Linked DNA regions of Homo sapiens: region 2 is linked to region 1. The links are chromatin loops, found by intact Hi-C in ENCODE. Cell type or tissue: pancreas. All regions are shown on one strand. Links, peaks and the distances in the headings refer to the core of each region. The heading gives the core; the rest is flanking DNA. Region 1 overlaps SH3PXD2A (SH3 and PX domains 2A). Region 2 overlaps STN1 (STN1 subunit of CST complex).

Evidence for each region. Hi-C counts contacts between places; a loop is a spot of excess contacts. Peaks named below come from ENCODE experiments on the same cell type or tissue, not always from the same donor. Only the 100,000 strongest peaks of a DNase experiment are listed, where the experiment ranks them.
Region 2: a loop joins it to region 1, with 2.4 times the contacts of the local background. A loop is called at or near these places in 9 of 110 quality-filtered maps.

The regions. Positions count from the first base shown.
Region 1 is chr10:103,606,382-103,618,825 of GRCh38, reverse strand. It overlaps SH3PXD2A (SH3 and PX domains 2A), which reads left to right. Exons shown (of 15, transcript NM_001394015.1): 11 at 1,512-1,629; 12 at 5,636-5,973; 13 at 7,196-7,245. Among named protein-coding and RNA genes, the nearest start is that of NEURL1-AS1, 95 kb to the right of the region's middle. RefSeq lists an enhancer at 10,605-11,462. In pancreas, for the core only: no CTCF peak of the experiment used is centred there; a DNase peak (open chromatin) is centred at 5,819.
Region 2 is chr10:103,867,603-103,880,046 of GRCh38, reverse strand. STN1 (STN1 subunit of CST complex) reads left to right here. Exons shown (of 10, transcript NM_024928.5): 10 at 1-2,478. Among named protein-coding and RNA genes, the nearest start is that of SH3PXD2A, 18 kb to the right of the region's middle. In pancreas, for the core only: no CTCF peak of the experiment used is centred there; no DNase peak of the experiment used is centred there.

The DNA of each region.
Region 1 (12,444 bases), core at 2,533-10,532:
TTAGGCAGGCTGCCCGCCAGCATCCAGCCAAGGAGCCCAGGGGGTGGCTGTCACAGCTGGGAGCCAGGAGGGGTGGGTGTCCCAGAGACCAGAGGCCAGCAGTCTGCTCCAGCATCCCGCTGTTTTGAGCTCACAGCACTTCCCATCGGTACCCTTGCTCAGCCTTGCCTGGTCGTGATGCAGTCAACAGTGTCTCGCTGTCTGCCAGGCACTGTCTCAGCCCCTGGGGAGCACCCACGCCAGAGAGGACAACAGTGGCTCAGGGTGACCCTTCAGAAGGGCATGGCCAGATTGCCACTTCCTCCTCCTGTCTCAGCTCCTGTTGCCCCAGAAGGTGAGGTGGGGAGTGTTCCACTCTGAGCAGCCCTCTACGGAGTGTCTCAGGCAGGAGGCAAGGACTCTTTAGCCAGCCAGCTAGGAGCAGAGCCAGGGAGTACTCAGCTCTGGGGTCTACCTATCAGGGGCTTCCTGGGACAGGGAAAGCTGAACCCCAGCAGGCATGGAAGAAACACCCTCCTGGAAGCCTGATCAAGGACCCAAGCGGGTGGCACCCAGGCCTCCTGCCAGGAGAGAGGCTGAAAGAAACCAGGGGAGGCACCATGGTGCCCCACTCTCCCCACACCTGCCCTCCCAAGCCTTCCTGAGAGTCTACAAGGCACTTCTTTCCCAGCACCTCGGGAGGACCTTGGGCAAGACCCTGAAGTGACATCCTTGAAAACAGAGCAGGCTGCCCTCCAGAGGGGCTAGGCCTCGGCTGCGTGGTTGGCACAGCATGTTCTGCAGAAGCCACTTGGGCCAGTGCTGCCTGATTGTGCTGTGCTTGGTGTTTCCAAGCTCATTTGGCCATCGAACCCTTGTCTTAACAAAACACATGTAACTGCTTCCATGAGACCTGGGTTCCATGGACTCCTCTTGGGAGATTACATGACCAGGTGTTAATGGATGAAGTGGGTGCTCAGGGAAGGCTTCACCGAGGAGGTGTCCCTAGAACCTCTGAAGGTCAGACAGAGGAAGGATGCAAGAGGCTGAGCTGGGGGCAGGGATAGGAGAGTTCATCTGGGACACAGATGGAAACAGGGCACATTTCGAGGAAAAGCGGTATGCCGTGGGGCCTCAAGGCATGCAAGGACACCTCATGAGGGGCCGGCTTCTCCTAATCCTGCCCTCGGCCCAGCAAGCTTCTGAGCCCTGTGGACTCCAAGGTCCCGGCAGCCTGGCCGCCATTATCAGGCTGGGAGAGCCGACTCCCTGCTCCCAGGGCCTTGCCTGACAACCTGGGTCCTGGCTGGCTTTGGCACACACTGGGAGCAGCAGTGACCTCTGCTCCCATGGTCTCCCTGCTGCCACCTCTGGGGCCTGGTCCTTCCCTCCCCTGGAGAAGCCAGAGCCAACCCAGTGGACCTTCTTGGCAAGCAGTTGAGCAAAAGCCAGGCCAGGGCAGGAGGAGGGGACAGGAAGCAGGACCTGCACCCCGACCTCAAATAATCTTGCTTGCTTGCTCCCACCCCCAGAGGAGAAGTATGTCACCGTGCAGCCTTACACCAGCCAAAGCAAGGACGAGATTGGCTTTGAGAAGGGCGTCACAGTGGAGGTGATCCGGAAGAATCTGGAAGGCTGGTGGTATATCAGGTAGGGAACCCTTACATTATGAACGAGATGCCTCTCGCCCACCTGGGCCCTGGGCAGAGTGCAAAGTGGCCATGGCCACCTGATGGCAGGTAGATACTGACAGCTTTGTGCCCACGGCACAGGGCTGGGCTGCTGCACCTCTGCACAGCTGAATAGCTCAACCAGAGAATGCTCATCTTGCAAGTTTTCTCCCGGGACGCGTAAAGCAGAGCTTGAGCCACAGCCAGCGGGGCACAGAGGCCCCGGGTCAGCTTGCAGGCTGTGGTGCAATCCCTTCCCACGTATCTGCCAAGAGAGCTCAGCACATCTGAATTTGGTTTTGTGTGTCCGGCCTTGGCTGCCTGGTGTGCTCCACAGCTAGGGCTGCCTGGAGCACTGGCGTCCGCAGGCCTTGCTGAGGTCCCAGCAGGCAACCTCTGCTGCCCAGGCTCAGTACTCAGGGAGGTGGGCTGGGGGCGGGGGCGGGTGCAGGTGCAGGCCTCTTGCAGCCACGTCCCTGGTGGATGGGGACTGGCTGTCCAATCTGCAGGGCTGGCTGCAAGGGCTGGAGCAGAAGTCAGGCCTCGGCTCAGGCCATCGGAGGCTTCTTCCTTCTCTTGCCCCTCCCTCTCCCAGGCCTAATCACAGTTCCCAGCGTAGAATCCTATTGAATGGTATGGGTAGGGAAGTGGGGTCTTTCCTGACCTGCTGGAGGCAAACAATCCCGTGGGTTTCACTCACCATTACCTGGCCAAGACCTACCCTTCCAGGACCCCTGCTCTCAAGAAATGCTCCAGGAGACTTGATCTCAGTAAGTGCTTTTGGTGTCCTTGGAACTGGCTCAGCTGTGATGACTTTGCCCACCTTCTCTCTTCTCTGCCAGTTACCCAGCTGACAGGGATAGTCCTATATCCTTGGGCTCTGGGGACCCCAGATCCACTGTGGGCAGGACATGCATTCTAGGTGGTCTCCGACAGAGGGGACAGGATTGTGCAGTGGCACCAATGTGCCCCAGGGGATGTGAGTACTCGTGGGACAGTTGCTCAGAACATGGTACAACATGATGGCATTAAAGGCTAGTCCATGCTGAGGTCACTGGCCATATGGAGATTGCACCTTAGTCTGACCTGATGGAACATGGCTCCATGGCACGCACCACACCCCCCGCCCCTACCCCGCCCCCACCCCGCCCCACCCCGGAGCCCTGGTGCATATCAGTCAGGAGGGCTGAGATGTCCCTTTCTGTCCCATTGGGTGGGATGGGACTGTGCATCTGGATGTGTATTGTCCAAAGCCAGTGCCCCTAGACTTTTATGTTCTCTGAGCAATGGAAACTAGAGTCAACCCAATCACCCACCAGCCATGAGTTGAACATGGGAAAGCCAGGAAACATTCTGGCAGGCTGGTGGCCTAGCTCACTTGCCTGGAGCTTATCTACAAGGCTGCTTTATTATTATTTTTTTGTTTTCTAAAATGACCAACAAAGTCACTCTGAGCTGCTTCTAGTCCGCTCCTATCCCCATGGCCTAGTCTTACAGCCAGCAGGAGCTTGGACTGAGAAAACCCGGCTGAAAAGATTCCACCTTAAAAAGGCTGCCAGACACCCCCTTAAATATGCCATTTCCCAACATTCCAGGCTCTACGTTGATCCTCATTTCCTGTCTTTCTTCTCCTCCCCCAACCCCTACACACACACACACACACACACACACACACACACACACACACACACACCCTCGCACTCTCCATCGCGCCCTTTCCAGCTTGCTTCCCGCTGGAGTCATTTCATTCTCCATTGCTGGAAAGCAGATGTGAGCAGAGCTGGACCCAGACACACACAGGCACTCCTGATTCCCTTGCGTTTCTCCTCCTGGAATCTTAATTTTACCCATGTAGTGCTGAAGGAACACAAATACAGCACTCGGGGCCCTAAGCAGGCCTGACCGTCACCTCCATGAGCCCCCTCTCCCCATAGCTCTACAGTGTCCATGTAGAAAAATCGTCAGTGAGGGCCAGTGGGCTCATCTTTGTCTTTTCTCTGAGATGCAAGAGCACCAGGCTCTGGGCCAGATGCTGCTAAGCGCTCACTGTGTGACCCCCTTGCTTTTCTGAGCCGTAGTTGTTGGCTCACATAAGATTAGGTATTTTTACTCGTTGCTTCCATCCACCCTTAAAATTCTGTGCTTCTGTTTGCACCCATTGCATCAGGGAGCCAAAGACAGGCCCCTGACTCCCACCCACGTGTTAACTCACCTCTGCCTCCCAATCCCTGGGGAGGCGAGCTTGGCTCAGCCTGCCTGCATGTTTCTGTGACAGAACGTAAGGAGCCACCTCCTACCTGAGCTTTCTCGCAAAGCTCAGACATGTTGATAGGAACTTCAGCTTTCATATTCCTTTTCTCCCACCTAATGAGCGCCCAAGAACAAGGTCAGATCAGGAAGACGGTGGGCGGGGCGGGGGGGGAGGTGTTCAGACATCTGGTGTGGAGGAGCCATTCCAAAGAGCCAGATGTGTCCAGGGAGCAGATGGGGACATTGCAACCCAGACTTGGGGGCACTGGCCAGCGACTACTGGACCAGGAAGTGAAGTCCCCATGGGTTTGGGTGAAAACTCAACACCACGAGGAAAAAAGGAAAAGCTTGTTTTCAGAAGTCATCGAATCACCAGAAATTAAGTCAGCCCTATCATTTGCCTTTTGCCTTTGTTTATGAGCTTTTGGTTTTGTTTCCTTTTGTTTTGTTTTGTTTTTGTTTTGCTTTGGTTTTAGTTTTATCTAGTCATGTGCTTTTGTCTTTTCACTTATGGTTTCTGCTTTTGGAGCCCCACTTAGATTTTCTCAACCCCCAACATTATGTCAATCTTCTATTTGTTAATTCTGCTATATGGTATAAAGCCAGTGTCTGTCTTACTTGTTTTTCCTAACTGGGTCATCAGTTTTCCCCAAATCACTTTTTACATTTTTGGAGGCAGGGTCTCACTCTGTCTCCCAGAGTGGAGTGCAGTGGTATGATCATAGCTCACTGCAGCTTCAAACTTCTGGGCTCAAGCAATCCTCCCACCTCAGCCTCCCAAGCACCTGGGACTACAGGTATGCACCATCACACCCAGCTAATTAAAAAAAAAAAAAATTTTTTTTTGGTAGAGATGAGATCTTGCTATGTAGCCCAGGCTGGCCTTAAACGATCCTCCTGCCTCAGCTTCCCAAAGTGCTGTAATGACAGGTGTAAGCCACCTCGCCCAGCCCCAAATCACTTATTGAATAATGCATCTTTGTTCCACTACAGTAAATTTAGCCTGGTTTGTGAACTTGGTCTGTGACAGTCTATAGAGGATCCACCTACTCTCCCTGCAGTGGCACCACAGCTGTCCCATTCAGTCATCTGGCATGGAGGAGCCATTCCAGCTAAGATGTTGGAGACAGCTTAGTTGATCTCAACATGTCTGTCCTTCTGGGTACATTTTTAGCAGCGACTCTATCCCTGCATCTTGCAAAAGAGACACAAACTGAGCTCCAGGGAAGGGACTTGTGCAAGGTACCACAGACTAGAACTCAGACTGCCTGACTCTCACCTTCTGGAGTCAATTCCCTCTCTAATAATACCTCCCCTTCCTACAGGCCATTTACCTCTACATACCACATCCACACCTTCTTCTTATCTCTCTAATTATCCTCAACTGACTGGGAAGTAGCAGGCCATTATGAAGTCCTCCTTTGGGCAACCCAAAAGTTGATAAATCTGATCCCAAGCTCCCACATTTGCCTGACTTTGCAGAACATGAGAGCCCACCCCAAGAGGGATCAGGCAAAGAAAAAGGAGCATGGTGGGGGGGCAGTGGGAATTGGTGTTCTGGGTGTCTTTTCCATCTACCCTCGGTGCCATTTCTCTCCAGAGTAGTGGGATTGCCAAGCCTTGCAGAACATGGTAGGGAAGGCTCCACTGGGCAAGGCCAGATGGATCCTAGGGCCTGGGAGTGGGCTGTGAGGTCAGAGTGCTCTAATGATAGCACATCCTGCTCCTCCCCACAGATACCTGGGCAAAGAGGGCTGGGCGCCAGCATCCTACCTGAAGAAGGCCAAGGATGACCTGCCAACCCGGAAGAAGAACCTGGCCGGCCCAGTGGAGATCATTGGGAACATCATGGAGATCAGCAACCTGCTGAACAAGAAGGCGTCTGGGGACAAGGAAACTCCACCAGCCGAAGGCGAGGGCCATGAGGCCCCCATTGCCAAGAAGGAGATCAGCCTGCCCATCCTCTGCAATGCCTCCAATGGCAGTGCCGTGGGCGTTCCTGACAGGACTGTCTCCAGGCTGGCCCAGGGCTCTCCAGCTGTGGCCAGGATTGCCCCTCAGCGGGCCCAGATCAGTAAGAGCCTCGCTGACCTCTAGGTCCTCACTGCAAAGCTCCTTAGAGAATGGGCATGGGTGCCGTGAAAGCCAGGGGGGTGCACAGGACCCCCATGGCGTTTTCCTCCTGGGCTACAGACTGGCCTTTGACCCTCACTCTGTCAACTTGTGTCATGCTCATCACAGGAGTGGAGAAGGCAGAGGAGTATGATGACTCAACTGCTCCCAGCTGCTCCACGGAAGCTAGATCACATGAGGATGTGGGTGGTAGCGTTCCCTCCTCTAGTGGAGAGCCAGCAATGGTCACTCTGCAGATACACGCGTTCCAAGAGCAAGAAATGTTTTCTTTTCCTTATGGTAAAGGCTTTATAAATCAAGATAGATGATGTGTAGCTGACTTTTAAAAAATCAAAAAAACACATTTCCCTGGGCTGTTGAATGTGGGTGCTATATGCAGGGCTGCCCTATGGAGTGACAGTCTGTAGAGAAACGTCTTTCTGGGCCTTAGCAGCTCCTTCCCTATGACTTTCCACTCGTTACTGGAAACCTAAGAGACTTGGGAGCTAAGGCTTTACCACTCTACACAGGCAGTTTCAACAGGGCGTTCTTCAAGAATCATCTTCATTTCTACAGGAGACTCCAGGCAGTCTGGCACCCTCCATCTCTGGCCCAATAATGCCTTTTGTTGAGGCTTAAAACTTCCATGTTATAGGAACCTAGCTTTTGTTTGTGTCCAGCCATTCTTAAAATCTGGAGGAAAGCTGTTTCTTTAGTTTAGCTCCACTGGGTTAAGTTAGCTCTCGTGCCTGAAATCTTTTAGGGAACCAGCTGGGAAACAGTTATTGGGCACCTCCTCTTGCCTGGCATTATGCTAGCTTCTATGGATTTAATAGTAAGCAAAAAACAGACATGGTCTCTGCTCCTAACTTTGAAAACCTGATAAATCTATACACCCGTTACCCTGAAAAATGCCCACATAGCTGCACATTTTGAAAAGTGCACATAATTTTAGAGTGTTCATAGATCCCCTGGAAGCACAGCCAAGGTAAAGGTCTATAGTTTCCCCTTGAAAAAGCCCAACCACAGTGCCCATAGTGACTTAGAGTGTCAAGTCCTTCATAAAGGCTGAGCTAAAGCATGAACTTGAAGGATCAGGAGTTAGTTTCACCTAGGGAAGGCAGGTATGGGTACTGTTGCCCATCGTCTGACTAGGATTTCTGAAGCCATGTCTCTTCCTCTAGGCTCCCCGAACCTACGGACAAGACCTCCACCACGCAGAGAATCCAGCCTGGTATGTGTACTGAATTTCTTCTCCCCTTTCCTTCCTTTTCTGTGAATGCGCTATAGCCACCCGATCAATTGGCTATCTTGCGGCAGAGCCTCTTGATCCAGGGGTTTTCCAGAGCCCTGCTGGGGCTTCTAGTTTTGTGGGGCTAGGGGCAGGGAGGGAAGCCTGCAGATCCCAGCCTTCCTGGAGGCCTGGCTGGACAGTTTATAATCGGAAACACACTGCACTCCAAAGCTAAATAAATCCATCCCAGCCACTGCATTGGCAGACATAAACATTTAGACTGCCCGGCAAAAGTGTCCAGCCAGGGCATTGCCAGAGGCTGGAAATGGGGCTCCTGTCCATGCTAGCCTGGAAGCCTTTCAGCTTTCCCTGGTCAGGAATGCCCAGTGGAGGTGGTGGATGGCAGAGTCTGGGAGGGCAGAGGGCAGATCAGTGAACGTCTTCCAGGGAGGAGTGTGAGTTGCAAGGAGTGGCTCACGCCCCAGCTTTAAGAGGTTAACACTGCCAGGGTCCCTGGTTCATGTGGGTGGGGTTTCCTGGTGTCCAGACCCTCGGGCAGGTAGATACGCATCAGGGGCCAGGGCTTGGGGTGCCTGCGATGCTGGTGGCAGGCTGAGAGCCTTGGAACAAAGAACTGTTAGTAAGCGCAGTGGGATGTAGTGGAAAGAGTGTGTCTTCAAGTGCCAGGCATGGATTCGGATTCCACTTCTGACACTTAGAGGCGGAGAGACTGTAGGTAAGCCAGTTGCCCTCTACAAGCTTCAGTGCCCTTATTTATCAGACGGGACAGTACTAGCCATCTCTTAGGGCTGTTGTAAGGATGAAATGAGATGATTTATGTGGGGGGCTAGCAAACAGGTTTCCATTTCCTATGTCAGCTCTTGCCTGCTTGGTAATACTACCTGGTGCACTGGGTTAAGGAGGATTCTGAAGTCACATCTGGGCTTAGCAACAAGAGTTACTGTGGTCAGTGACATCAGCCCTGGCTAAGGGAGATGGCACCAGTCTATGGAAGAGTAGGCCCTCCATAAAAATATGGTTTTTAAAGATTTCATCCCTGGAGATGAGACCTTCCTTGCCTTGGCCATGGACCCCAGTGGAGTTTCTCTTTTTCCTCCTGAGTTTTACACACCCAAACACTGAATTCTCCCTCTCAACCATCTCTCCTAGCCACGGCTAATTATTTTCAGGCAGACTTGATTTTGGCAAGAATGGGGTAATTCCTTCCACACTTACCAAATGTGGGGATTGCTGAGGCAGGGCTGCTGTTTCCAGTTAGGCCCAGCTGCATCCCACCTGGCCAGAGATGTGGCCTGGGCTGAGCCTGGGCTGTGTCTGCTCACATGCACGGCTGCACAGCCAGGCCCTGGGGCCAGGAAAGGTGGCAGATTCTCACTCAATCCCTCAAAACCAGCTTCCTCCCACCCCTCACTCACTCTGCCTCAGCTCAGTTTCAACTGGTGGGGTTAGGACATGCAGAGCCTTGAAGGATGAGGAAGGCTGGGAAGAAGAGAAGTTCAGAAGGAGTGCTGAGTTCCAGCTTCTATTTATTGAGCTCTCCCTATGCCCCTCGCTGGGCCCAAAGTGATGTATGTTATCTCAGGGATCCTCTTCAGGATGCTGGTATTAGTTCCATTTTACAGATGAGAGAACTGAAGTTCAGAGACGTCAAGGGCTTTGCCCAGGGCCACACAGCTGGTAAATTGCTATGATTGGAGTCCAGCCCCAAGGTTGAGGTCTTTCCAGGTCTTCCTGCTACACCAAGCTTCTTCCCGTCCCCTCATCCCTCCCACCTTTTTTTCCCAATTGCTTTATTTGAACCCCTTTGCATGAGGGAGGACATAAATAGCGGGGTACAAAGTCCATTTTAGCTGAGTAGAGACAAGACCATTGAAGCAAAAATATACAATCCACAAGGGCAGGGGGTTGTCCATTTGGTTTCCTACTGGGCGCTCGGTGCCTTAGACCAGTGTCTGGCACCCAGTAGACACACAACAAACAGTTGTTAAATGAATGGGTGAGGCTCACAAACCATGGGCCAAAGCCAGCTTCTAAATGTCCTTGAATGTCATGCTTAGATGCTGCTGTGCCAGTTTCTGAAAAGCATTGAGGATCTCCAATGAGTTCTACCCTGCCCACAGAATATTGCGAGTTTATTTAGTGCTTGCCTGCCTATCTGGCCTTGTCATGATGACCAGCCAAAGACTTTGCTCACTCAACCGCACTGCCTTCTTACACACACACCCCAGACTAGAGACCACTGTGCTCCATTGCCTTGCCTGTGCTGTCAGAAGTCCCACCTGCAGCCCTCACCCCTAGACTCCAGGACAGTGGCTTTCCTTCCTCTCCCACAGGGCAGTGTGCAAGTGCTTTGTTAGAATGATTTCTCTGCTTTTTCTTTCTTTCTTTTTTTTTTTTTTTTTCAGAGACAGAGTCTCACTCTGTCAGTTGGGCTGGAGTGCAGTGGTCTGTTCATAGCTCACTGCAGCCTCGAACTCCTGGGCTCACGCTATTTTCCTGCCTCAGACTCCCAAGTAGCTGGGACCACAGGTGCATAACACCATGTCCACCTAATTTTTGTGTGTGTGTGTGTATGTGTGTGTGGTAGAAATGGGGTCTCACTATTTGCCCAGGCTGATCTCAAACTCCTGGCCTCAAGCAGTCCTCCCACCTGGGCTTCCCAAAGCACTACGATTACAGGAGATTTCTCTGCTTTTTAATTTTCATTTTGAGATTCAGCTATTGAGGCATCTGAAAACTAGACCTCCAGAGATGTAAGATTAGAAATTACTGCATTAATAATGAGCATTTTGTGCTGGGCACAGTGGCTTATGCCTGTAATTCCAGCACTTTGGGAGGCTGAGGCAGGAGGATTGCTTGAGCCCAGGAGTTTGAGACCAGGCAAAACCCTGTCTCTAGTTTTTTTCTCTTTTTTTTTTTTTTTTAAAGAATAGAATAATTTAATTAAAATGTGCAATATTTTGATGAAGAAAAATCACAAAAATGAATTGAAGGCCTGGCAGAATGGAAATAAGGTACATTTATGGATGAGAAGACTCGGTATTATTCAATTTTATCCCTAATCTGTAAATTCGATGAAATTCTAATTTAAATCCCAACACAATTTTTCTTTTTTTTTTTTTTTTTTTTCTTGACATGGAATGGTGTCTTTATTTTTGGGGGCTGCTGTAACAAAGTACCACACACTGGGTGGCTTAACAGCAGAAACGTGTTGTCTCCCAGTTCTAGGGGCGAGGAGATCAGGGTGCCGACAGGGCCTCGTTCCCTGGGAAGGCGTGGGAGGAGGACCTGTTCCCCGCCTCTCTCCCGGCTTCCGGGACTCCGGAAGCCTGACTCCAGGCTTCACGTGGTGTTCTCCCTGCTGGTGGGTCTGCCTCTGTCCTGTGTTCTTTTTTTTTTTTTTTTTTTTAAATTGATCATTCTTGGGTGTTTCTCGCAGAGGGGGATTTGGCAGGGTCATAGGACAATAGTGGAGGGAAGGTCAGCAGACAAACAAGTGAACAAAGGTCTCTGGTTTTTCTAGGCAGAGGACCCCGAGGCCTTCCGCAGTGTTTGTGTCCCTGGGTACTTGAGATTAGGGAGTGGTGATGACTCTTAACGAGCATGCTGCCTTCAAGCATCTGTTTAACAAAGCACATCTTGCACCGACCTCAATCCATTTAACCCTGAGTGGACACAGCACATGTTTCAGAGAGCACAGGGTTGGGGGTAAGGTCACAGATCAACAGGATCCCAAGGCAGAAGAATTTTTCTTAGTACAGAACAAAATGAAAAGTCTCCCATGTCTACTTCTTTCTACACAGACGCGGCAACCATCCGATTTCTCAATCTTTTCCCCACCTTTCCCCCCTTTCTATTCCACAAAACCGCCATTGTCATCATGGCCCGTTCTCAATGAGCTGTTGGGTACACCTCCCAGACGGGGTGGTGGCCGGGCAGAGGGGCTCCTCACTGCCCAGTAGGGGCGGCCGGGCAGAGGCGCCCCTCACCTCCCGGACGGGGCGGCTGGCCGGGCAGGGGGCTGACCCCCCCACCTCCCTCCCGGACGGGGCGGCTGGCCGGGCAGAGGGGCTCCTCACCTCCCAGTAGGGGCGGCTGGGCAGAGGCGCCCCTCACCTCCCGGACAGGGCGGCTGGCCTGGCGGGGGCTGACCCCCACCTCCCTCCCGGACGGGGTGGCTGCTGGGCGGAGACGCTCCTCACTTCCCAGACGGGGCAGCTGCCGGTCGGAGGGGCTCCTCACTTCTCAGACGGGGCGGCTGCCGGGCGGAGGGGCTCCTCACTTCTCAGACGGGGCGGTTGCCAGGCGGAGAGTCTCCTCACTTCCCAGACGGGGCGGCTGGGCAGAGAGGCTCCTCACCTCCCAGACGGGGTCGCGGCCGGGGAGAGGCGCTCCTCACATCCCAGACGGGGCGGCAGGGCAGAGGCACTCCCCACATCTCAGACGATGGGCGGCTGGGCAGAGACGCTCCTCACTTCCTAGATGGGATGGCGGCCGGGAAGAGGCGCTCCTCACTTCCTAGATGGGATGGCGGCCGGGCAGAGACGCTCCTCACTTTCCAGACTGAGCAGCCAGGCAGAGGGGCTCCTCACATCCCAGACGATGGGCGGCCAGGCAGAGACGCTCCTCACTTCCCAGACGGGGTGGCGGCCGGGCAGAGGCTGCACTCTCCGCACTTTGGGAGGCCAAGGCAGGCGGCTGGGAGGTGGAGGTTGTAGGGAGCCGAGATCACGCCGCTGCACTCCAGCCTGGGCACCATTGAGCACTGAGTGAACGAGACTCCGTCTGCAATCCCGGCACCTCGGGAGGCCGAGGCTGGCGGATCACTCGCGGTTAGGAGCTGGAGACCAGCCCGGCCAACACAGCGAAACCCCGTCTCCACCAAAAAAACACGAAAACCAGTCAGGCATGGCGGCGCGCGCCTGCAATCGCAGGCACTCGGCAGGCTGAGGCAGGAGAATCAGGCAGGGAGGTTGCAGTGAGCAGAGATGGCAGCAGTACAGTCCAGCTTCGGCTCGGCATCCGAGGGAGACCGTGGAAAGAGAGGGAGAGGGAGACCGTGGGGAGAGGGAGAGGGAAGGGGAGGGGGAGGGGGAGAGCTTTTTTTTTTTTTTTTTTTTTTTTTTTAGCAAATTCTTCCAGATCCTGAGAGAGCCCATCTCTACCAAAAAAAAAAAA
Region 2 (12,444 bases), core at 1,835-9,834, 260 kb before region 1:
TGGGCGGGCCGTCTCCTGCAGCAGGTAGCATGGTCAAGCGAGGCCCAGGTGGGCCGTCACCAGCCAGAGGTCCCTGGCTTGCAAAGTGACCGAGAAAAAAATCCTGTGCCACTCCTTTGGAAAATGTCCCTGATTCAGGAAGAGGTAGCTCCATCCAGTTGCTCAAACCAAATCCATTGGCTTCTTTCTTTCTATCATACCTCACATCCAATCTGTCTGCAAGTCTTTTGGCTCTACCTTCAGAATATCTCCAGAATCTTAACTGCTTCACCCTCCTCCCCGGCCTCCTCAGTCCTCTCTGCTTCCGCCCTGGCCCCTCTTGGGCTGTTCACAGCACAGCAGCTGTTGCCACCCTGTTAATGCTCCCACTCTCCTACAGCCTTCGGTCTTGCCCCAGGTAGGAGCCTGAGGCTGCACAGAGGTCAGCACGGCCCCGCTTACCCTGCCCTCCCAGCCCAGCCGCACGGGCCTTGCACACATGCCTCGGCATATTCCTGCCTTAGGGCTGGTGCTCCTGCTATTTCCTCTTCCCAGGTAACCATGTGAAGTGCCTCCCTCTGCCCTCTTTCCAGCCTTTACTTGAGTGTCACCTTCTCAGTGAGGCCTGCCCTCATTCCTCTTTCGCTGTTTGCAACCCATCTCCTGTCCCCCTTCCCAGAACTCCCTTTCCTACTTCGTTTTTCTTCACAGTACTTGATACTGCCTAACACACTCCATGGTTTCTTACTTGCCCTGTTTATTATTTTCCCCCAATAGACAGAATGTTCCATGATGGCAGAATTCTCTGTTTTGTTTCCTTCCATGTCCCCAGCACCTAGAACAGTGCCTGACGCATCTCCTAAGCAATACGACCAATAAGTATGTGTCTGGCTGCCTTCCGGCTGCCAGTGTCTGCCTCTTTCCTAGGGGCAGTGGTTGCGGGGGTGCTTTCTCACATGTCTTAGTAGGCTGTGCAGGCTGGAAGTGCTCAGAAGTCACACCCCCAGGGAGCAGCCTCAGCCAACAGCACCTTGGCTGTAAATGCCCCAGCTCCCTCGCCCTCAGGTAAGCATTGCTGAGGCACACGTTCCATACTCTTTTCCACAGTTCCTCCGTGGGACTGAGCACCACCCAGCCACCCACAGGAGCAGCTAACCTGATAACCACCAGCCTCACCCTCCCTGCCTTACTTCCCCGCTCCCCTTTACCACATGCTGACCTCCCAGATGCATTTCTTGCTTTCCGGTCTCTGTCTCAGGATTGGCTCCTGGATGAACACAAACTAACACTATGTTCACAAATATATTTGGGAAATGCTGGATGAATAATTATACACATCAGACAGATTACTAGAAATTCTCACCAAAGGGATGCACATGTTACCTCTGCATGGTGAGATCTCAGGTGCTTTTTACCCCACATAGCTATCCTTTGGCATTTTTATAATTAGCAAGTGCTCACTCTTCCACTGTCAGTACATTCTCATTCTTCTTGGGCGCTGGACAAGAATTCAACCGGTGTGTAAGCCAGACTCGGCCCGGGCAGTCTCAAACTCCTGACTCCTTATATAATTTCTACAAAAATTATAAAGCTATTTCCCACTCCCCACCCCACATTCATGTAACCTGAAGCATGAGTAAACCAAGAATGAGGTAGGCCTCTGTCTTCTAAGCAACATCAGAACTCTAAGAACATGAGGGACTCTTAGAAAACTCTCTGGAGCTAACCACAGCTGGGTCACTGCTCATGTACTGAAGACCAGCCAGAGGGTTCCCCTGAAAAGGAGGGAAACTGAGCAAACATTCTCCAGTTCTCTTAGTGTGCACATGTTTCAGGAGGTGTGAACCCCACATGTAGCTTGTGTAGGCAAGAAGACAAATAGTGCTACTGTCTGGTCAAGGATTTGTTTGAAGAGCCATGATTATGCCCATATGGTAAGCCACCAGTGCTCCCCATCCCTGTAAGACACTTCTTTCTCATTATTTTCTCCTCTGATGGTGTGCCAGGATGCTGGCCAAGAGAAGCCAAGTGGAAAGAAGGCTGTTCAGTGACAAGGAACCTAAGACTTAGTGCCAAGGACTGAAACCAAGTAAACTTGTAATTTTCCATGATGGAAACATCTACACTTTCTCATTAGTGGCCTCTACAGCAGTTGCCCCAAAGAAGCGTCTCATTGTTTTTTTACTACATTTATGTGAAGCATACAGGCAAACTCAGAAAGACTGTGATAAGGCTCGCCAGAGATGCCTGCACAGGTGCTGGGGGAAAAGCAGGACCATCCTGAAGGGAGATGGTGTCTGTGGACAAAGAACTCTGCAGTGGTTCTTATTTGCATGATTTCTGCTGGTGGAGGCTGTAAATGTGAGCTCAAACTCCCACATAAGTGAGTTTTCATTGTAATCCAGAATGTTTTTAAATCACCCTACTTCTATTGAACTTGCACTATCATCTGTTAACCTCTACTGTATTTATTAAATAAACCTGAATAGGTAAATCACAGTACAGCAAAAGGTTCTGTGTTCCCCAGAATTCTAATCAAACTCCAAATTCCTGAAAAGGCTCTAGTCCTTTCCTATATGTCAAATTTAAATGATAAGTTTTCATTTTGGAACATAAAGAGGGATTTTGAAGACCACAGCATAGCCCTGGGTTTTTGCATAGAGATAATAAACAGACAATCTCTTTTCAGACTGATTTGAGAAAATGTCAGTGTGAATTGGTGAAAAATCTGGGTTGGAAATAGTGCTGTTGTATTACTTCAGGTCTACCCAATGGTCTTTATTAAACCTGAAATACCACGAAGGAACAGGTTTCTGCTCTTAGGGAATTTGCTTTAATAAGAATTAATTGTGTACCAGTTATTAGTATCATTTGATTATTATGTATTTATCATTTAATATTTAGGTGATGTAAAAGTACTTCAACGCAAGAGAATTGAAAACATGGCCACACAAACACTTGTAAGCAAATGTTCACAGCAGCATTATTCCTAATAACCAAAAAGTAGCAACAACCCAAATGTCCATCAGCCAATTAATGGATAAACAAAAGGTGGGCTATCCATACAATGCAATATTACTCAATGAAGTACTGATATATGCTAAAGCATGGTGAACCTTGAAGAAATTAAGTGCAAGAAGCTAGACACAAAAGGCCACATATTGTATGATTCCATTTATATAAAATGTCCAGAAAATAGGCACATACACAGAGAAGAAGTAGATGAGGCTGGGTGCAGTGGCTCACGCCTGTAATCCCAGCACTTTCAAAGGCCAAGGTGGGCAGATCACCTGAGGTCAGGAGTTCAAGACCAACCTGGCCATGGCTAAACCCTGTATCAACTAAAAAGTACAAAAGTTAGCCAGGCGTGCTGGTGGGCACCTGTAATTCCAGCTACTCGGGAGACTGAGGCAGGGAGAATTGCTTGAACCCGGGAGGCAGAGGTTGCAGTGAGCCAAGGTCATGCTACTGAACTCCAGCCTGGGTGACAAAGCGAGACTCTGTCTCAAAAAAAAAAAGTAGATGGTGTGGCCAGGCATGGGGAGGGTGGGGATTGGGTGGTACAGGGCTCCTTTTGGGGTTAATGGACGTGTTCTGGAATTAGATAGTGGTGATGTGTGCACGACTCTGTGAACAGACTCAGAATTATGGGCTAGGTTGGGATTCCTCACATCATGGTGTCTGGGTTTCCAGGGCAGGCTTTCCAAGAGATAGCAAGATAGCAAGAGCCACACGGAAGCCACATGGCCCTTTTTCTGTAGCCCCAGAAGCCACAGCCTCACTTCCATGGCCTTCTAATTGTTGAGGCTATCACAGTCCCATGCAGGTTCGAGAGGAGAGGAATAAACTCCACCTCTTGATGGGGAGTAATGAGGTTCCAGAAGGGCATATAGGTCCGGGAATATTACCCTGGCCACATTGGAAAATACAGTCTCTCACAGATATCTTTCAGCTTTTATATAAATACAGCATCATTATTTAAAGAGCTAGTCTTAAAAATACCAAAAAAGTACAAAGAAGGGGAAAGAATGGTCTACCACTTCCCAAATACCGTGTGTATGTATGTGTGTATATATATGTGTATATACATATCTCTCTCTATATATATAAGTATGTGTGTATATATGTGTGTGTGTGTGTGTGTGTATATATATTTAGGTGATGTATGTATACATACATATAGAGAGAGAGAGAGAGAGAGAGAGAGACGGAGTTTTACTCTTGTTGCCCAGGCTGGAGTGCAGTGGCATGATCTCGCCTCACCGCAACCTCCACCTCCCGGCTTCAAGCAATTCTCCTGCCTCGGCCTCCCGAGTAGCTGGGATTTCAGGCATGTGCCACCATGCCCGGCTAATTTTGTGTTTTTAGTAGAGATGGGGTTTCTCTATGTTGGTCAGGCTGGTCTCGAACTCCCGACCTCAGGTGATCGGCCCGCCTCAGCCTCCCAAAGTGCTGGGATTACAGGTGTGAGCCACTGTGCCCAGCTTACTGTGTATATTTTTAAGATTATATATATATTGTTAGGAAAATAACCATGTTAACAATATTTTTGTGTATCCTTCCAAAAAAAAGTCAGCGTTTTATATGCACTTCACATTTTTATTAATGCTATATTTTGGAAGTCTTTTTTTCTTTTTCACTTTAGCATGCAAAATCAGCATCTTTTAAAATGGTGACATAATTCCATCGTATTGCTGTTCCATAATGCACTTAGCCAGGGCCCTATTAAAAAACATTTAATTGGTTTCCAATTTGTTGCTATTGCAACCAATTCTGCAGGAAACATTTTTCTTTTCTTGGTATATGTTTAAAGTATGTTTGTATGGTAAATTTCTAGCAATGGAACTGCCAGGAAAAGGGGCATGAGCTTTTTAAAATTTGCATAGGCACTAACAAATTACCCAGTAAAAAGACTGATCCATCGTACACTCCTATCAATGATTTATGCGTCTACTGTTTACCCACGAGCTCACCCACAGTTTGTATTATCAGTATTTTTAGTCCATGTCCATCTGATAGGTGAAAATGATTTCTGGTTTCTGTTTGCATTTATGTTTTTTTAGTATGAGTAGTGTTGAGCATCTGTTCATCATGGGAGCCTTTAGATAAAGTTCTACCCTGGACAGTAGCCATTGCTTCCAGCAGGGGCTACAGACGGCCAGGCATGTGTTCTAGCAGTGGTATCTACTGCGGAACCAGCCCAGAGCGCAGCTGCCAAGGTGCCAGTTAATACACAGCTGGAATAAACATCCGGAAGAACTCAAAACTCAAAATTCCAAACCTGCCACTCCAAGTGCTTGGTCACATGCCCACCCAAATATTAAAAATAATAATGTGTTACAACAATGATGGTTTTATTTATTTTTCTTTTTTCTATATCACAAGTCATCAAGCAAAGAAAGGACAGCAATCTTTTTAAAACCAGCCACCATATTATTGACTCAGACCTCTCATAGACCAGATGCCATTTAGCTCTGGTTCAGTGACACTGTCCCCAGTCAGATTAATGTGAAAAACTAAGGATGCTTCTAAGAAAGTGCTAATTAAGTGGAGAAGGTAGTTTTAGTAATAGAAGTGGTCTTACAGCAGCTGCCATTGACTCAACATAGCTTAATTATCATCATAAGCTGAGGCTTCACTTTCATCATTTACTGGGTTTGGTACAGTTAATTGGGGCATTGGGCAACACCATTTTTGATCATCCTCTTGGCTAGAAATTGCTCCCTCGGGGAGGAAGGCATTTATTTTTTATTCTGAGGACAATCTGTGATTGAAGGAAATAAAGCAGGGTGAGGACAGAGTAGTAGCCTTCAGTTCTTCAGCTCTGCTTTAGAGCAAAGCAGCAGCGGGGTGCATGAGCTCTGATGTGGGACACAGGCATTTGTGACAAGGGCTGAATGTTACCCTGTACTGAAATTGTGAATGATTATTCTAATATGAGTTAGGTGGCAGAATAATATATTGAGCTATTGATGTGGGTTTTGTTTTTCCTGTATTTTATTTCTTCTTTCCAAGCTGGAAGCTAGCCTTGCCTCAGGGAGGTTTGGCTTGGGGGCTGAATTCAGAAGTTGTTTGCGCAGACTCTCTGGTTTTTTTTTTGGTTTTGTTTGAGACAAGAGTCTCGCTCTGTCACCCAGGCTGAAGTGCAGTGGCGCAATCTCGGCTCATTGCTTGAACTCCTGGGTTCAAGCGATTCTCCTGCCTCAGCCTTTCAAGTAGCTGGGATTACAGGCGTGTGCCACCATGCTCGCCTAATTTTTGTATTTTTAGTAGAGACGGGGTTTTGCCATGTTGGCCAGGCTGGTCTTGAACTCCTGACCTCAGGTGATCCGCCCACCTCGGCCTCTCAAAGTGCTGGGATTATAGGCCTGAGCCACTGCGCCTGGCCTGACAATCTGCTTTATGTTTTCTGGAAGCCCGAAGCCTGGGGAAGGATTGGAGATTGGTGGCCCCCAGGCATCGCGGATGGGAATGTGCTCCCTGTGACAGTCTCATGGCAGGACTTCTGTGGAGAGGTTTTGTGGTGTCTCTCAGAAGGTCAGAGCCTTAGCCTAGGATTCTCAGCTTCAGCAAGATTCCTGTGTGTCAGCTTGGAAAGGAAGCGGCCACAAGCCCTTCCCTGAAGGTGCATGCAGGCTGGAGCCCCGGGGATTTCCACAGCGGTCTTGGTCTCAGAAGAAGAGTGGACCTGTCCCTGTTTTTCAGGTACCCTGTAACCTCCTGGATTTTCACATATTTCCAGGGAAGGGAAGCCTGCCCCATCCTGTTACCACACATCTAATTTTCATGCCAGGCTCGAGGTTGAGGGCATCAAGGCTGAGGTAACTTGAAATAAAGAAAAAAAGGGACCAGGCATGGTGGCTCATGCCTGTAATCCCAGCACTTTGGAAGGCCAAGGCGGGCGGATCACGAAGTCAAGAGATCGAGTCCATCCTGGCCAACACGGTGAAACCCCATCTCTACTAAAAATACAAAAATTAGCTGGGCATGGTGGCACCCGCCTGTAGTCCCAGCTACTTGGGAGGCTGAGGCAGGAGAATCGCTTGAACCCAAGGAGGCGGAGGTTGCAGTGAGCTGCGATCGCGCTGCTGCACTCCAGCCTGGTGACAGAGCAAGACTCTGTCTCAAAAAAATAAAGAGAAAGAAAAAAAGGACTATGACAAGTCTCACCCACCTGCGTTTTGGTAGTAAGATTCATACTGCACCACAATTAGAATAACATTCAAGGTGAACGTTAAGGTCGTGCTCCCCATGCCCTTCCCTGCCAGAATGCTCTCGAGTGAGGGAGAAGGGGAGGACGTCACCGTACAGTTACAGGGACATTGCCTATGGCCCTCCCTCGGGAGTGTGCTGTGACAGGAACCACCTGTCCTGCATCACTGCTGACACAGGATTGGACATCACTGCCTCCGAGGATGGAGGAGAGATATGTAAGATCTTGTTGCAATTCCTCAGTGGGGTCCACCTCATCATGAATGAAAATGCCACCTTGTCCCACAACCATGACACCTGTTGCCAGAGGGGAAGAGCGACCTGTGAACACAGGCCCTGTTCCTGCCAGGCTGTGTGGGAGCAAGCAGGGGACTCAGGAGAGTGAGCAAATAGAATCTATTCTAGGAGATTCCAAAACCACCTGAGCAATGAGTCTTCTCCCAACATGAAGAAGCTTGAATGCCTTACTCATCGCAGCAGCTGGCCCAGCCCTGCCCTGCCCAGCCCAGTGCCTCAGGAAGAGTCAGCAAGCTCTGCCTGTGCCTGTGGTTTTGGTCCTGTCCTGGCTTGACTTGTCCTGGTGGAGGGCGAGACCCAGAAGCTCCGCTCCTGGGAATGACAGCTGGCGAGGAGGTACTGGTCTCAGCACTCTGCCACAGCTTAGGCCGTCAGCACGAGCAGATGCCCCATTAGGGGGCCTGAGAACTGAGAACGGGGACTGTAATCTGCTATTTCTGTCCATTTGTTGTTGACCCAGGTAACCAGGAAATATGGGAAGCAGGCAGATTCTGGTTGTTTCCACAGGAGTTGAGACTTAACCAGACAACTAACTCTCCTGAGTGTTCCCTCTTGGGTGGGCACACCACAGTTCACCCCGTAGTCTGTGGTAGACTCAGCATTAGACACAGTGCTGGTGCTTAAGAAAAGTTTCCATGAACAGGCAGTGTGCTTATTGAGTGCCAGCTGTGTGCAAGGTATCGTCCCAGGTACCGAAGAGGATTCCAGGACAAAGTTTCCTGTCTTCAGGGAACTGTCAGTCAAGTGGATCAAAAGACACATGCCTGTGTGATCTACAACCCAGCGGATCATAAGGCACATGCCTGTGTTTTCTTTGACCCTCAGAGGAACAAAAGTGTTTTTATTTGACCCTCAGGGTTTTAAAACTTTATACCAACATTTAAAAATTGGCTACCATCTATATGGAAAAAAAGGCAGTGTGTGCTTGTGTATGTGTATGTTTGTAGGGTGTGTGTGTGTGTGCGTGTAAGGCAGCACTGCAGAAGAACCCGGCCACAGTGATGGCCTCTTCAAATAGGGAATCGGGGAGCAGGAATGGGTGAGAGACTTGTTGCAATGTTTTATAATTTTTTTAAATGTAAAATGTAATAACTTTACAAATAAAAAAGGATTGGGGAATTCACATAAAAATCCAGGTATTTGGCTATTCTTGACAATGCAGAAGCTCTAGCAGGACTGGGGAACATTTCATCTGGAAACGGGTTGGGGGAGGTCAGTATTAAAGGATTTTCAGCTGAGAGGGGGCATCAGGTTTGTATTTTAGAAAGTACCTTAGCAGCAGAGTGGAGGAGCACAGCTTGAGGGCGAAGTCAGGGGCGGGTAGACCAGAGAGACACGTCTGCTGCCGTCATCCAGGGAGGGGTGGGGAGGGCCTGAACCGGACAGTGGCAAGGGACATTAGTGTAAGAGAACCAACAGGTAGGTAACCAATTTGGGGGAGAGTGGAAAAGGCCAGGTGAACTGCCAGGTTCTGCAAGGCAGACCACAGTAACGGCTACAGGATTTTTAAATTAATGGGAGGGGAAAAGGGGGCTCAGGAGATTTCTGGGGGTCTGAACTGGTGATAGCAGAAATGCTAAAGGAATACATCTCCTGAAATGTGAGGGAAAACCCACAGAGAAAATGGGCTTTCATGAGTAATTGGCTCCTCTACCCCTTTCCAGGCTCCGAGAGCGTTTCACGGGTTTACCAGAGAAAATGGCCTCCGGAGACTGCAACGTGAGAGAACTGGAATTTCAGACAGAAATTGAATGCATGTGGCTTAAAAGACAAGGAAGCACCAAGTGAAAAGTAGTCGAAATCATATTCCTTCAGGGGATGAATTTTTTTGGATCTGTGTTCATCCTTTATGGCTTTATTAGTCATTGCGAAAGCCCTTTTGGGGTTGCAAAGCTGCCAGCAGGGTGCTGTTCCTGGAGGATTACCTTGAGCAAGAAGCCCCAGAAAGCAGCCCAGGCAGGCATGTCAGCAGGGAGGCTGTCCTGGCAGCATGCTGTCCAAGGGGAGAGGCCAACGCTCTACCCCTGAGGTTTGAGGCCAGAGGAAAAGAACCAACCTGGAGATTCTGCAATTCTGTTTTCTCTTAAGGTTGCTTTGGCCGTTTAGGGTTTTTCATGAAGGACAGAAACAGATCCATTCCTTGAAGGCAGAAAGAAGTTTGTACTGCCCCGCACTTGACAATGTTTAATTACATTTGCCACTTGAATCAGAGTTGAAAATATCTTCCTTTTTTTCTGTTTGAGAGTCTTGCTGTGCATCCCTCAGGCTGGCTGGAGTGCGGTGGCATGATATCGGCTCACTGCAACCTCCGCCTCCTGGCTGCTGGGTTCAAGCGATTCTCCTGCCTCACCCTTCTAAGTAGCTAGGACTACAGGAGCACACCACCATGTCCAGCTAGTTTTTGTGGAAATGGGGTTTCACCATGTTGGCCAAGCTGGTCTCAAACTCCTGACCTCAAGTGATCTGCCCACCTCAGCCTCCCAAAGTGCTGGGATTATAGGCATGAGCCACCACACCCAGCCGAAAATATCTTCCCTTTGAGACTTGGTGGCCAGCTGTTGATTTCATACTGGTGTGGCCTCAGACAATCTATGATGTAAGAAAGATAGTTAAAGTAAAATCAACCCAGTATTAATTACTTAATAATAACTAATGAACAGTTATGCACCAATAACTCAGCAAATTTAAATCTACCCGTAAGCCCAACTAGGTAGATACTGTCGTCATTCCCAATTTACAGGTGAAGAAATAGAAGCTGAGAAACTAACTTTCCCAGGGGCATATATTTAGTAAACTGGAAAACCCAGGCTTCTACCCAGTGAGTTCAACCACTAGGCTTTAATTGCTTTCAGGATCAGAGAAGTCTGTTCTCTGGTAGCTTTAAACTATGAACCCAATACAGAGTGTCTTCAAATTTGGGTTGATATATAAACGTTATTTTTCCCACAGTTGAGGCTGCACCGAGGACACACTTCTGGTGATGAATGGCATATGAGGGTGCTGGGCTGAGTGGGTGGGGTGACATCACATCACACCCGTGACAAAGAGGGAGCAGGTATTTACTGAAGATACAGGAGCCCTGGGTCAGGGCAGTAAGCATTCGTACATAAACAACTGTGCAGTCCCACAGGGAGACCAAGAGAATGGTGCAGTAGCCTCTGAGGAGTTTTATTTGGTTCATGCAGTGTTGGTCTTTCCAGGCTTTATTTTTTTAATGTTAAAAAATAGTTGATTTTAATTATGAAATATTTCAAACACACAGAAAACAATAAAGCAGATACCTAGTATCACTGAGATGAAACAGCTGTTAATATTTTCTCCTGACTGGGCGAGGTAGCTCACACCTGTAATCTCAGCACTTTGGGAGGCCAAAGCAGGAGGATTGCTGGAGCCCAGGAGTTCAAGACCAGCCTGGGCAACATAGTGATATCTCGTCTCTACTAAAAATTTAAAAAATTAGCCAGGCGGCGTGGTGGCATGCTCCTGTAGTCCCAGCTACTTGGGAGGCTGAAGTGGGAGGATCGCTTGAGCCTGGGAGGTCAAGGCTGTAGTGAGCTATGACTGTGCCACTGCACTCCAGCCTGTGCAACAGAGCAAGACCCTGTCTCAAAAAAGAAAGAAAGAAAGAAATCCCCCTATATGCTTCAGCCCTCTATCTCTTTGAAGAAATATGTTAGAAATACACATAAGGCCAACCCTGTTCCTTTCCTGCCTCTGCCCCCAGAGGTAATAACTGTCATGTGTATCATTCCCATGCAGATTTTTTTTCTTTTTTATTGTGGCATAACTTACAAGTGGTAAGTCGTACAAATTTTAATGATACAGTTTGATGAATGTTTGCTTATGCTATACCTGGATGATGAATTTTTACATGTGTATACACCTAAAACAAGGTAGAGGTCCAAATATTGAACATGTCCAGCACCACCTCAGAGAGCTCCTTTGCTTCACATTATTTCAAAAATAAGCAGATGGAGGTGCCAACATTTGAAAGTTTTAAAATCTAGAGATTTAATATAAAAATTCAAATTTCTGGCTCTTGAAGTTTTGGAAAATATGACCACATTAAGCCCACATTCTAGCATGGGGACAGAGTGGCAACTGCCCACTGTAGACACAGCATGAGTGCCTCAATTTGCATACTATGCCTGCCATGCCGTGTGGGTATATCCAGCCCACTGCATTCACTTACAGAAACTGAAAGGTGCCACTCTATTTGTAAAATTTCAAAAGTGCCACAAAAAATGTAGAGAACAATTACCTTAGCTATCTTTAGGAAGGCAGAGTTTGAGAAAAAGTGTCCTCCTCCCCACCTGCTAATGACTTAGGAAGCTGCTGACAATGTCATAAAATAAAAAGGAATCAGATTCTCTAGGTCCATGCTACTCAAAGTGTGGTCCTCGAATCAGCAGCATCCAGGAGCTTGTTAGAAATGCAGAAAGCTCAGTGCCTTCCCACCCACATGTATGAGTTTGCTAGGGCTGCCATAACTAAGTATCACACAGTGGACGGCTTATACAACAGAAAGGTATTTTCTCACAGTTCTGGAGGCCAGAAGTCCAAGATCAAGGTGTCAGCAGGGTTTGTTTCTTCTGAGGCCTCTCTCCTGGGCTTGTGGATGGCTGCCTTCTCCGTATGTCTTCACATGGTCTTCCCTCTGCATCTGTCCTCAGCTCCTCTTTTTTTTTTTTTTTTTTTTGAGACGGAGTCTCACTCTTGTCACTCAGGCTGAAGCGCAGTGGCATGATCTCAGCTCACTGTAACCTCTGCCTCCTGGATTCAAGCGATTCTCCTGCCTCAGCCTCCTGAGTAGCTGGGATTACAGGCACCCGCCACCACACCTGGCTAATTTTTGTACTTTTAGTAGAGACAGGGTTTCGTCATGTTGGCCAGGCTGGTCTTGAACTCCTGACCTCAGGTGATCCACCTGCCTCGGCCTCCCAAAGTGCTGGGATT